Regions from separate parts of the Homo sapiens genome. Here region 2 is linked to region 1. The links are chromatin contacts, found by Hi-C or POLR2A ChIA-PET in ENCODE. All regions are on one chromosome and are shown on one strand. Each heading gives the region's core, a stretch centred on a gene start or an enhancer-like site at or near the end of the contact. The rest is flanking DNA. Distances are from core to core; before and after follow the strand shown.

Region 1 (5,013 bases), core at 891-3,390:
GGCTAGATTATTTGCCAGAGAAATACTACTACTTGGTTTTCGTCTGCCTGGCAACAGACTGACATTGTACAATCCTTCTCCCATCCTGCTGCACTAATGGAGACTAAGAGCCACTCCAAGTGGGTCACCAAACAGTGGACTGGATGAAAATGTTGAAGGCAGGAATGAAATTCAGTCTTTTTCTTTTTTTTCCCTCCACTACAAATCACTGTAATTTGGAGAGGGGATTTGCAGTGGATTATACATGGCTCTAGGGCCACAGAGGGTACCTTCTCTTTTATTCCCCTGACACACTTCATCCTACAATTCTCCATTTTTCCTTAGCAGGGGAAGAATATTGCACTGGTTCTTTGGGGGATGAATACTAGAGATACTCGAAAAGTATGCAGCTTAATCCTGCGAGGGGTCCTTTAGAGTCGGAAAATTGATGGTCCAAGATTTGAAGTTCTCCTTGGGCCAAAACCCAGCTCCATCTCTAAGGGTGAGGGCAGAAGGGAGAAGCAGGCCTACAAAAAAATGGTATTTGTACTTCCCTCCTATTCTCAAAAGAAAGTGGTCTTAATTAAACATGAGTGATTCTTGACAGGGTAAAGAAATCTTAAGAAACTAAGAACTCAAAGAGTTGAAGAAGAGAGAGCAGTCTTGCTGTACTCAGAGTGTGTGCCTGAGTGTACCTGCACGTGCACGGGTGGGGAGTGGAGGGACAGGTTTCCCACTTTACTTGAATCTGGACTCTCCTCTCTAAGGCTGACTGACATGTTTCCCTGCTTCCATCCCTTCCTTTCAAATTCAATCACCTCACCATGTTACCAGCCCAGATCTTACCGTTGGACTGTGCTGACAAGTGATAAGTGTGTCCCTGTTGCCTCCAGGGACTGAGACCCCTGCAGAGCCCAGACAGGATCCCAGGAAGCCTGAGGGAATGGCAGGGACTGAGACAAAGGGCAAGCTGGTGCCTGGTTTCCAGGAAGCAGCTACAACCTGGAGCCAGCTTATGGCAGGATGGTGAGTCCAGTGACATCAAACCCTCCGATTTTTCCAAGAGATGCCAGAAAGGTACTGACTTTTAAAACTTTATAAGAATTAAACAAAACAAGTACGTAGGGTTTAAAAAAAAAAAAAAAAAGGTCATCTCATGGCCACCAGCTTGCAAGCTCCAGCCTACAAGATAAAGCTTAAGTCCTTAAGCATGACCTCCAAAGTCCTTTATGGTCTTGTCTGCCCCTGTTGTAGTTCCAGAACTACTCAGTCCTTTGTCCCCAAAGCCCCAACCCACACCTCTCCCTGAGTGTCAGCTCAAGCTAGTATGTAGGATTGAAAAGGACAGTACAGATTTGTCTTGACATGGAGTTCACATTTCACATAGCAAACTAGCTATTTATGCTTAGAATGCTTATTTAGGGTAGCTTTGAAGGGTGTTGAGGAGATTATGGGAGGGCACCAAACCCCCCGACTCTGGTTTCCTCTAACAAGAACGTTCTTCTATGCTCTTGGCCACCTTGCAAAATTGTATCTGTTCTTCAAAACTCAGGTTGAGCGTCCCTGGAGACTTTACTGACTCCAGAAAGAATCGCTCTCTTTCCCCCTCCCTGCTCCATCCACCCCCCTCCCCGCTCCATCCACCCCCTCCCCCCACACCTTGCATACATTTTTCACTATTATATGTGTGGTAATGTGCTGTATTATTGCTCCCACGTCTGCTCCCCTGCGGACTGTGAACTGTCGAGTTTGAGGACTGCGTCTCATCCTCAGGGCTTTGTTCCCAGAGCCCTCCCTCTGCTTCTGTATTCCGACACGGAGTCATCTATCACACTTCTGCGAACACACCAGACATCCAATAGCTGCTTGTTGTAATGAAACCAAAAGGAGAACTGAGAATTCACGTTGCCAGACTCCTGATTCACAACTTTCCTGTAGAACGCACCTCGCCCGCCACCTGCCTAACCCACTTACGTAACCCAGTTTGGCGTTTCCTATGTCTCACTGGGCCTGCGAGGTTGTGCGGCGGCCCCACCTGCTGCGGAGCTGGGGGACTGCCGCGGGGGAGCAGGTGGACCGCAGAGCGCAATTACGCAGAGCCGTGTCTGGCCAGATTGGGAGCGGGAACAGCTTCGTCAGACTGCCTGGGTGCAGCACCTGGGCTGTGAGAAAGGCGAGAAGGGAAGGATGAGCCATATCACCGCGCTTGCGGAGGACGTGGCGCTGGAGCGTGGGCAGGGTCTGCGGGGTGCAGCCAGAGGGATTGGCGCAGCTCCCTGAGAACCACCTGGGTTTCTGGGTAGGAGGAGTCCTGGGAAAGACCTTGCATGGGTGGATGAAACAATCTTCTATTTGTGGTGGACGCCAAGGGGAGTGTTCGGAGACGCCCAGGCATGTGGGCAGGGGAGGGTGGCTGCAACGCCTTCGGCACCTGGGGTTCTTGCACCAGCTGGACCAAACCATGGACCGAGAGACAGATGGTCCTTCATCTCCCAGTGCCTGTCCAGGTGAGCATACGAGGCAGCGATTCTGACCCTGCGTTTGGTCTGCCTCCTGGACTCGAATGGAGCCACACATGTCCACGGGAAGAAAACGGGGTTGCCCCAAACAGTGTTCCCTGGAACCACAGGCCCAGGCAAATTTCCGTTGAGGCAGTGAGAAGTATTTGGAAAATAAATGCACCCTTTACCAGAGAAGGGACCTCATCATCTTTGACATTTTGAAACCCTGGGGGGAATGTCTTTGGTGCCAGGACTTGCCTTGCATTATTTCAGTTAATCTCACGCCACCTCCCGGGGTAGGTATCATTTTAAATCATCAGAGACCTCATGTTTGCCCCCAGAGCAGGCACCAGCTGCTGCTGGTAAGATCCACACACGGTCCCCCACCCCTTGCCCCATGCCAGTTTTCTTTTGGTGGGCTTGCATTAATCCAAGCTTCTATGTGGTGACCTGGGAGAGAGGAGCAGGCTAGGTGATGGGGAGAAGGTGGTGATGGAATGCTATGTTTCCCCCCTCTAAGGGCTTCCACCAGCTGGAGTATGGCCAGGAATACAAGGGCATGACGCTGATAGGATTCTTCAAGTATGAGTCAAGGACTCCAGGGCTGGGCAGACTTGCTTGCTGCATTTGGAGTGGAGGAGACTATTCTTCTTGTCTGCATAGAAACAGCCCTGCTCTGGTGCCCATAGGACAGGGAGCTTTGAATGAATCCCAAAACAACAACCTTGCCTGGTTTTGGCAATGCAATGACAAGCACTCCTTGTGGCCCTGCAGAAACAAGGTGGGTGGAGGTGGGGAACAGGTGCAGGAGAGTCAACGGGAGTGATGTGATGGAGCAGACGACTGCAGCTAACAGACTGGCTCTGCGCACAGGAGACACTCTTTTGAGACTCAGAACAAATAGGGGACACTGTGAAGAGGGTTTCTGGAAGCCAGGCTGGGGAGGGTGTAGCTTTGGTAACTATAATTTGTCATTAAAAATGAGTGTGTCATATTACAGACACAGGCCCACGAGGTCACTTGGTCACCTGGATCACACCACCGTAATGAAGATAAAAAAACAGATTCAGAGAAATTAAGTACTTTTTCAAAATTCCACACTAAGACAGGGGAACGGAGAACAAGCAGTTGGGATGGGAAACCAGCTCTTCCTAATTCCTCGGGAGAGCACAGTACTGTGGGAACTACAGTCTTTCATTCTCATCACAGATCTAGCTGTTCTTCTGTGGCAAGTGAGGTAATTGCTTGAATGTTAGTTTTTTTGCCTTGACTTCTTCATCTTTTTTTTTTTTTTTTTTTTTTGAGATGAAATTTCACTCTTGTTACTCAGGCTGGACTGCAATGGCGCAATCTCGGCTCATTGCAACCGCCGCCTCCTGGGTTCAAGTGATTCTCCTGCCTCAGCCTCCTAAGTAGCTGGGATTACATGTGCATGCCACGACACCTGGCTAATTTTTGTATTTTTAGTAGAGATGGGATTTCACCATGTTAGCCAGGCTAGTCACGAACTCCTGACCTCAGGTGATCCACCGGCCTCAGCCTCCCGAAGTGCTGGGATTATAGGCGTGAGCCACCATGGCCAGCTGATTTCTTCATCTTTTAGTGAAATTCATATAGTACCTACACCTAATAACCCTAGTAAAATGGAATCGTTAAGGTCTCATAAGGAAATATAGTTGAGCTCATCTGGTACAAAGAAGATAATTTACAGACAAGGTGAAGCATTCCATTTTTTAATGTAGCTGGAGTAAATAGGAGTGACTTACATTGCAGAAAAACTAAACTGTTGCAAATGGAAGTTGAGTAACTGTTGAAATCAGTGATTTGTCTTGTTTTTTTAAGAATAACACTCTAGAAGACAATAACATTAACATGGCAATACTCCTTAAGTTGATCTACAGATTCAATGCAATCCTTATGAAAATTCCTGCCGCCTCTTTTGTCTAAATTGACAAACTGATCATAAAATTTATATAGAAATACACGGGACCCAGAATAGCCAAAACAGTCTTGAAAAAAAACAAAGTTGAAAGACACAAACTTTCCAATTTCAAAATGTATGACAAATCTACACTAACCAAGACAGTGCAGTACTGCCATAAGGATAGACATGTATTGAGAGTCCAGAAATAAAATCATATATTTATAGTTAATTGGTTTTTGACAAGGGTTCCCAGGAAACCCAATGAAGAAAGAATAGTCTTTCAAACAAATGGTGTTGGAATAACTGGCTATCCACATGGAAAAGAATGAAGTTGGACCTGTACCTCACACCACATACAAAATTAGCTCAAAATGAATCAGAGATTTAAGTGTAAGTGCTAAGATATGATACTCTAAAAAGAACAGAGGAGTAAATCTGTGTGACCTTGGATTAAGCAATGGTTTCTTAGACGTGACACCAAAAGCGTTAAGCAAAAAAAGAAAAAGAAAGATACATCAAAATTATGGATTTTACAGATGAAGTCAAAAAATAGACTTGATCAACATTAAAAACTTTTTTGTGGCAAAGGGCACTATCAAGAAAGTGACA
Region 2 (5,013 bases), core at 1,757-4,256, 650 kb before region 1:
GTTAAGAATGCAAATAATTATCCTCCTGTCTGTATGAATTGTCCAAATATGATCCAATGTGGTGATGAATGTAGAGTGGATGGGGAAAAAAGGAATGAAATGTAAGAAAACTAGATCAGACTTTACTAGTAGCATTAGCAATGGCAGAAGTTCTCTGAGGGCGGAGCATGAAGAATTATGAATCAGAAATATTTCCTCCAAAGTGAAAGAGAATAAGCCAAAGCCACCAGAAAACTCATGAATGGACATTTCAGAGGAGCCAAATAACCTCCCTGGCAAAACAACCTGACTTTCATTCAACTGGTGGAAATAATATTTTAATTGCTAGAGGTTTTTTTTTAATTATATTTTTGAAAAATTTAAAGAGGTTATAATACATACATATGGTTCAAAAACCTAAGAATATAAAAGATATTAAGGTGAAAGCCCCCCACAGCCTGATCCTGTTTACACAGGATCCCCCTGCCCTCTTAGCCACTTGGGCTGGGTTCTCAGGGGCCCCTCCAGAGTATCTCCATGGATATACAAGAAAACATCAATACAGACTTCTCCACCACCCTGGCTTTTAAAAGCACAGATGGCAGTACACTAGATGTAGTATAAGATGCTGTATCTTATACATTGTTGTCTTGCTTGTACATATATAAGATATACACATTGTTACATCTCATGGTTATTCCTTCCACAATATCTTAGAATGGCTCCTCTATCAGAACATAGCTTCCTGTTCTTTCCTAAGGCTGCGTGGCAGGCGAGGCCCAAGGTAGGGATGCACTGTAATTCATTTTCCAGTTCACACTGCAATACGCACTACTATTCAGTGACTTGTCGATATGACCAACAACACAGTGACACATAATCCTGACCTCTGTCATCCCAGTGCTGTCAAATCTCTACAAGCTTCCAAAGGACTTGTAGCCTGGAGTAGTTCTAACTGGAGACCACTGGGTCGGATGTTACCAGTCAGCAAAGGTGTTGCTGAGTCCTTCTGAGGGACTCAGGAAAGACTTTTTCTTTTAACCTCCATCCTCTACCCTACCAGATCCTTCTCCCATCTTTGTTTAAAAACGTTTGACAATCTCGTCTCCCCTCAGGAACCCTCTCTAATCTGTTCCTCCAGTCTCAGTCCCATCACGGCCTCACCTGCCTGCACTTGCTGTCTTCACCTCTCCCTCTGTCCATCATTCTTCAACCCATTCAACTGGGACCCAGAGTCCACATGGCCAGGAACCTTCTGAGTCTAGAGAAATGGATGCTGGATGACTCTAAACATGTGAGCCTGGGGGAGCGGAAGAGGGGCTTCCACAGGGCAGCCTGGAGTTGCTGAGGGAGGAGGCGAGGGAGAGATGCTTGCTCCTCCAGGGTGAGCATCCAGGTGGAGATGTGCATAGCCCAAAGTGCACATCTAGATCAGGGGAGGGAAGTCAGGGTTGGAGAGAGGTACTTGGGGTTGGTGCCAGAAATGGCTGAACTGACAGTATGAGCTCCCAGGGGAAGACTGAGACAGAGAGTGAGCCTGCTGAAGCCAGCTGGGAAGTGCTGGGGAGGGGCGCAGGCAGAGCCAGGAGGCAGCAGAGAAGCAGGAAGGCAATAATAACTGGTTTCCTCAAAGGAAGGAGAGCAGGCCACAGCAGTGAGGATGTGTCTGCAGGGGCAGGTGTTACAGAGGTGGAGGAGAATGCAGAAGAGGCGACGCAGGGAGAAATGAGAGGCCACTCGTAAGCATGGGCAATGCTTCACTATGGCGTGAAGAGTGGAAGCCAGACCACAGGACACAATGAAAGACAACTAAAAATCGATCAATAAAAACACACGTGGGCACAGCAGTTGTTAAAAGTGCAGGTGAGATGACATTGCCACTTAGGTGACAGCCGACAGCAATGATTTCCCTGCCTAAAAAGAGACCACACCAGAAACAATGCTGTGCAGATGCAGGCAGAGGCTACGTGACACGGTGCTGGCATGTTGGGACAGGAGACAGACGTGGAGACTCTGGGCATTCTAAGAAGGGGGTTCCTTCAGACTACACATGCCAGCAGCTGGTAATGCCAAGTGAGAGCTCCTGGGTCTTTAAGAGTTCCTCAACCTGAGCTGGATTTTTCAATTGCTGCTATATCCAAGCACAAAAAGCAGCATCCTGGCAACACAGGGAAGGCCTGGTGCCATGGCCCAAATGCCTGTGTCTCACCCAAATTCCCGTGGGGAAATCCTCACCCACAAGGTGATGGTCTGAGGAGGTGGGGCCTTTGGGGGGTGATTAGGTCATGGGGGTGGGGCCCTCATGAATGGGATGAGTGCCCTTATAAATGAGGGCCGACACCCCCTGGCTCTTCTGCCCTGTGATGATGCTGCAGAAAGGTGCTATTTGTGAACCAGGAAGTGAGCCCTCAGCAGACCCTGAACCTGCTGGCACCCTGATCTTAGGGTTCTCTCCAGAATTATGAGGATAATTAACACAATAATTCTGTTGTGTATTTACAAGCCACCCAGTTGATGGTATTTTGTTAAGGCAGCCCAAATGGCTAAGAAACCTGCCTCCCACCAGGGCAAAGCTGGCTGGCTTCAGGTCCACTCTCCCCACCTCTGGAATGCTCTTGCTTTCACTGGGTCTTTCCTTTCTCTACGTAAAGGTCACACATTCCTTAAACTCTCCCAGCAGTTTTCCTGGTGGCTTCCTTCCACCGAAGCAACATTTCTAGGCCATGGAGCCCATGCAGCCTTTATACGTGAGTCTCAGAAACAGCTTCAGCATTTTCTTTGAGGCGATAGTCCCTACGAACTATCCGTGGTTCTGCTAATTTAAAAATGGATTCATTTTGGCTCACGCTGACCAAGACTACTGAACTTGGCCTTCAGACTCCTGAGTTAAAACTGTGTTGGCTCCTCGTGCCAGTGAGGTCCCTGCTCATTTCAGACTCTGTGATCTTGTTGGAGCTTCAGCGACCACACCCCACCCCAATGTAATTCCTGGCACTCCCTGTTACTCATCTGAGTAGGGCATGTGACACTGAACTTTGCACTATTTAGGTAGAGAAGTATTCACAGCAGGATCGAGTCTTGGAGTCACAGGCTGCCAGCACTGACTAGGACCCTGATCATCACATATGCCCCCTACTCAAGACAATCATGCCACAGTGTTCTCACATCACCCGGGGTTCTCATGTCACCCAGGGTTGTGCCCATCTCAGGACCTTTGCATGTGTTCTTCCCTCTGCCTAGAACGCCTATGACCTGGAATTCAAATGGCCAGTTTCTTCTGCTCATCTGGACGGCAGCTCAAATTTCAGCATCTCAGACAAGCCTTCTTGGGCCTCCCATCCTAATGCTGGTCCCTGCCATCAGCACTTCATATCACCCTGGTTTATTTCCTTCAAAGCACCCATGAAAGTTATTTCTTTCTCATTGTATTTTTATTTACAGTATCATCGATGTACTCCACCAAGCTGTGTAAGAGCAGGGTCCTCGCCTGTCTTATCCACCCATCCCCAGTGCATACAACACTCAGTACATGTTTACTCAGTAAACTCATGGAAAGGGTCTTCAAGTCTCTTTAGTCCAGATCCCTCAATTTAGAGACAAGTAGCTAAGTGACTGGCCAAGTGTCACACAGCTCATTACCTCAACCCAAGCCAGGGATGGTAAGCTCCACACTTCAGAGCAGAAGTAGCTGCTAATGACTAAACAAATGGTAAACACTGAGATTCAGAAAAAAACCGCCCCCCTCACCCCAAACTGTGGAAATTAGTGCGACTCCCCTGGAACGATGACTCTCATCGTTGACACGGGAGTACAAGTTGCCTCTGTGAACTGAGAGTTCCTTACGGATTTGGATTCAGAGTACCAAGGCTTTCCTAGGATTTATTAACATAACATTCGACTAGGAAAGAAACCTATTTTAGTATCTCTTGCAGTAATTGATTTTCTTTTAATATGTTCAAGAGCAAAAAGGATATCCTCAAATACATATGGCAAATCTGTTAAATATCACTGCTTCAAAAACTGCAAGTCTCTAACAATGACTTGTGACACCCTCTTCCCACCTAAAGAGAACAGCGTCTGTACTTCTTCACCTGCCACTGATAGCTAGGAAACTGAATAAAATAGACATAACAACTGTTTGCAGGCACTGGACCACAGGCTGTGCAGGGCAATGTTCCCAGAGTGAAAGGAGACAAACATGGTGAGCCTAACAGTCCACCCGCCTTTCCACCGAAAGCAGCTGCCACAGTGCAGGTGCAGGGATGGGAAACCCAGACATAGCTGGCAAAAATGCTGTCTTAGAACAGATGACTTGGGGGAGGCCCAGGAGGCTGTAATTTGTGAGACATGATATGGAAAAGGAGGAAGCTACATAGATAAAAAGTTCCAGAGAGCCTAGGGGATCCCTTTGAGTCTTTGCTGAACCAATCTGAGCATGCACAGGGAGAAATTCCACAAGGCTGGGCAGTGAACAACTTTTGAGGAAAGAACAATTACCAGAGACCTATAAACTGAATAATCTCAAGTCTGCCTAGGGCCGGAAGTCCTAATCAGCCAGAGCAGAGATTTCATCAAATACATGAGGCATTCAGTAGAGAGACCCCAGATCAGGCACATATCAGCAGTGGAACTAATCTAGCTCTAGAATAAAGAATACTTAAAATTTCACTAACAAAGCTTCAAAGTAAGCTGTGAAAGGATCAAACTGATATACAACTAACAATTTCCTGCCAGAACAAATCTAACACTTTAAAAAAGCATACAACAAAATCCAGCACCCCAAAATGTAAATCACAATGTTCATCAACCAACCATTACTAGATAAGCAAAAAAGTGGGAAAATAGGACCAGTGACTAAGATAAAATCAGTTAATAAAGACTAAAAATGAGAGATGATGGTATTACGAGAAAAGAACATCTTCAAAACTGTTATAATCTCAATGTGCTCAAGCATTTAAAGAAAAACATGAACATAATGCAGAAATGAAAGACTAGGAATAAAAATTTCATTGAATATGTTGAACCAATTAGATA

The links. Hi-C counts contacts between places; a loop is a spot of excess contacts on that map. ChIA-PET counts read pairs that join two places held with the same protein, here RNA polymerase II (POLR2A). Pooled maps may share reads with other maps.
Region 2: a loop to region 1 is called in a map of spleen, with 3 times the contacts of the local background. The contact joins two enhancer-like sites. A Hi-C loop is called at or near these places in 3 of 168 maps with a recorded cell type or tissue (B cell, Caco-2 and spleen), 26 of 37 single-sample maps with no recorded cell type and 14 of 50 pooled maps. POLR2A ChIA-PET finds 5 or more read pairs at or near these places in 1 of 52 experiments (H1).

The regions. Positions count from the first base shown.
Region 1 is chr6:4,278,983-4,283,995 of GRCh38, reverse strand. No RefSeq gene overlaps it. Among named protein-coding and RNA genes, the nearest start is that of ECI2-DT, 150 kb to the right of the region's middle. Within about 2 kb of position 2,140, at least 5 of the 41 ENCODE cell types and tissues checked have a DNase peak (open chromatin) inside an H3K27ac peak, as active enhancers do.
Region 2 is chr6:4,929,669-4,934,681 of GRCh38, reverse strand. The region is part of intron 2 of CDYL (chromodomain Y like); the gene reads right to left. Among named protein-coding and RNA genes, the nearest start is that of LYRM4-AS1, 72 kb to the left of the region's middle. RefSeq lists an enhancer at 1,827-2,545. Within about 2 kb of position 3,006, at least 4 of the 41 ENCODE cell types and tissues checked have a DNase peak (open chromatin) inside an H3K27ac peak, as active enhancers do.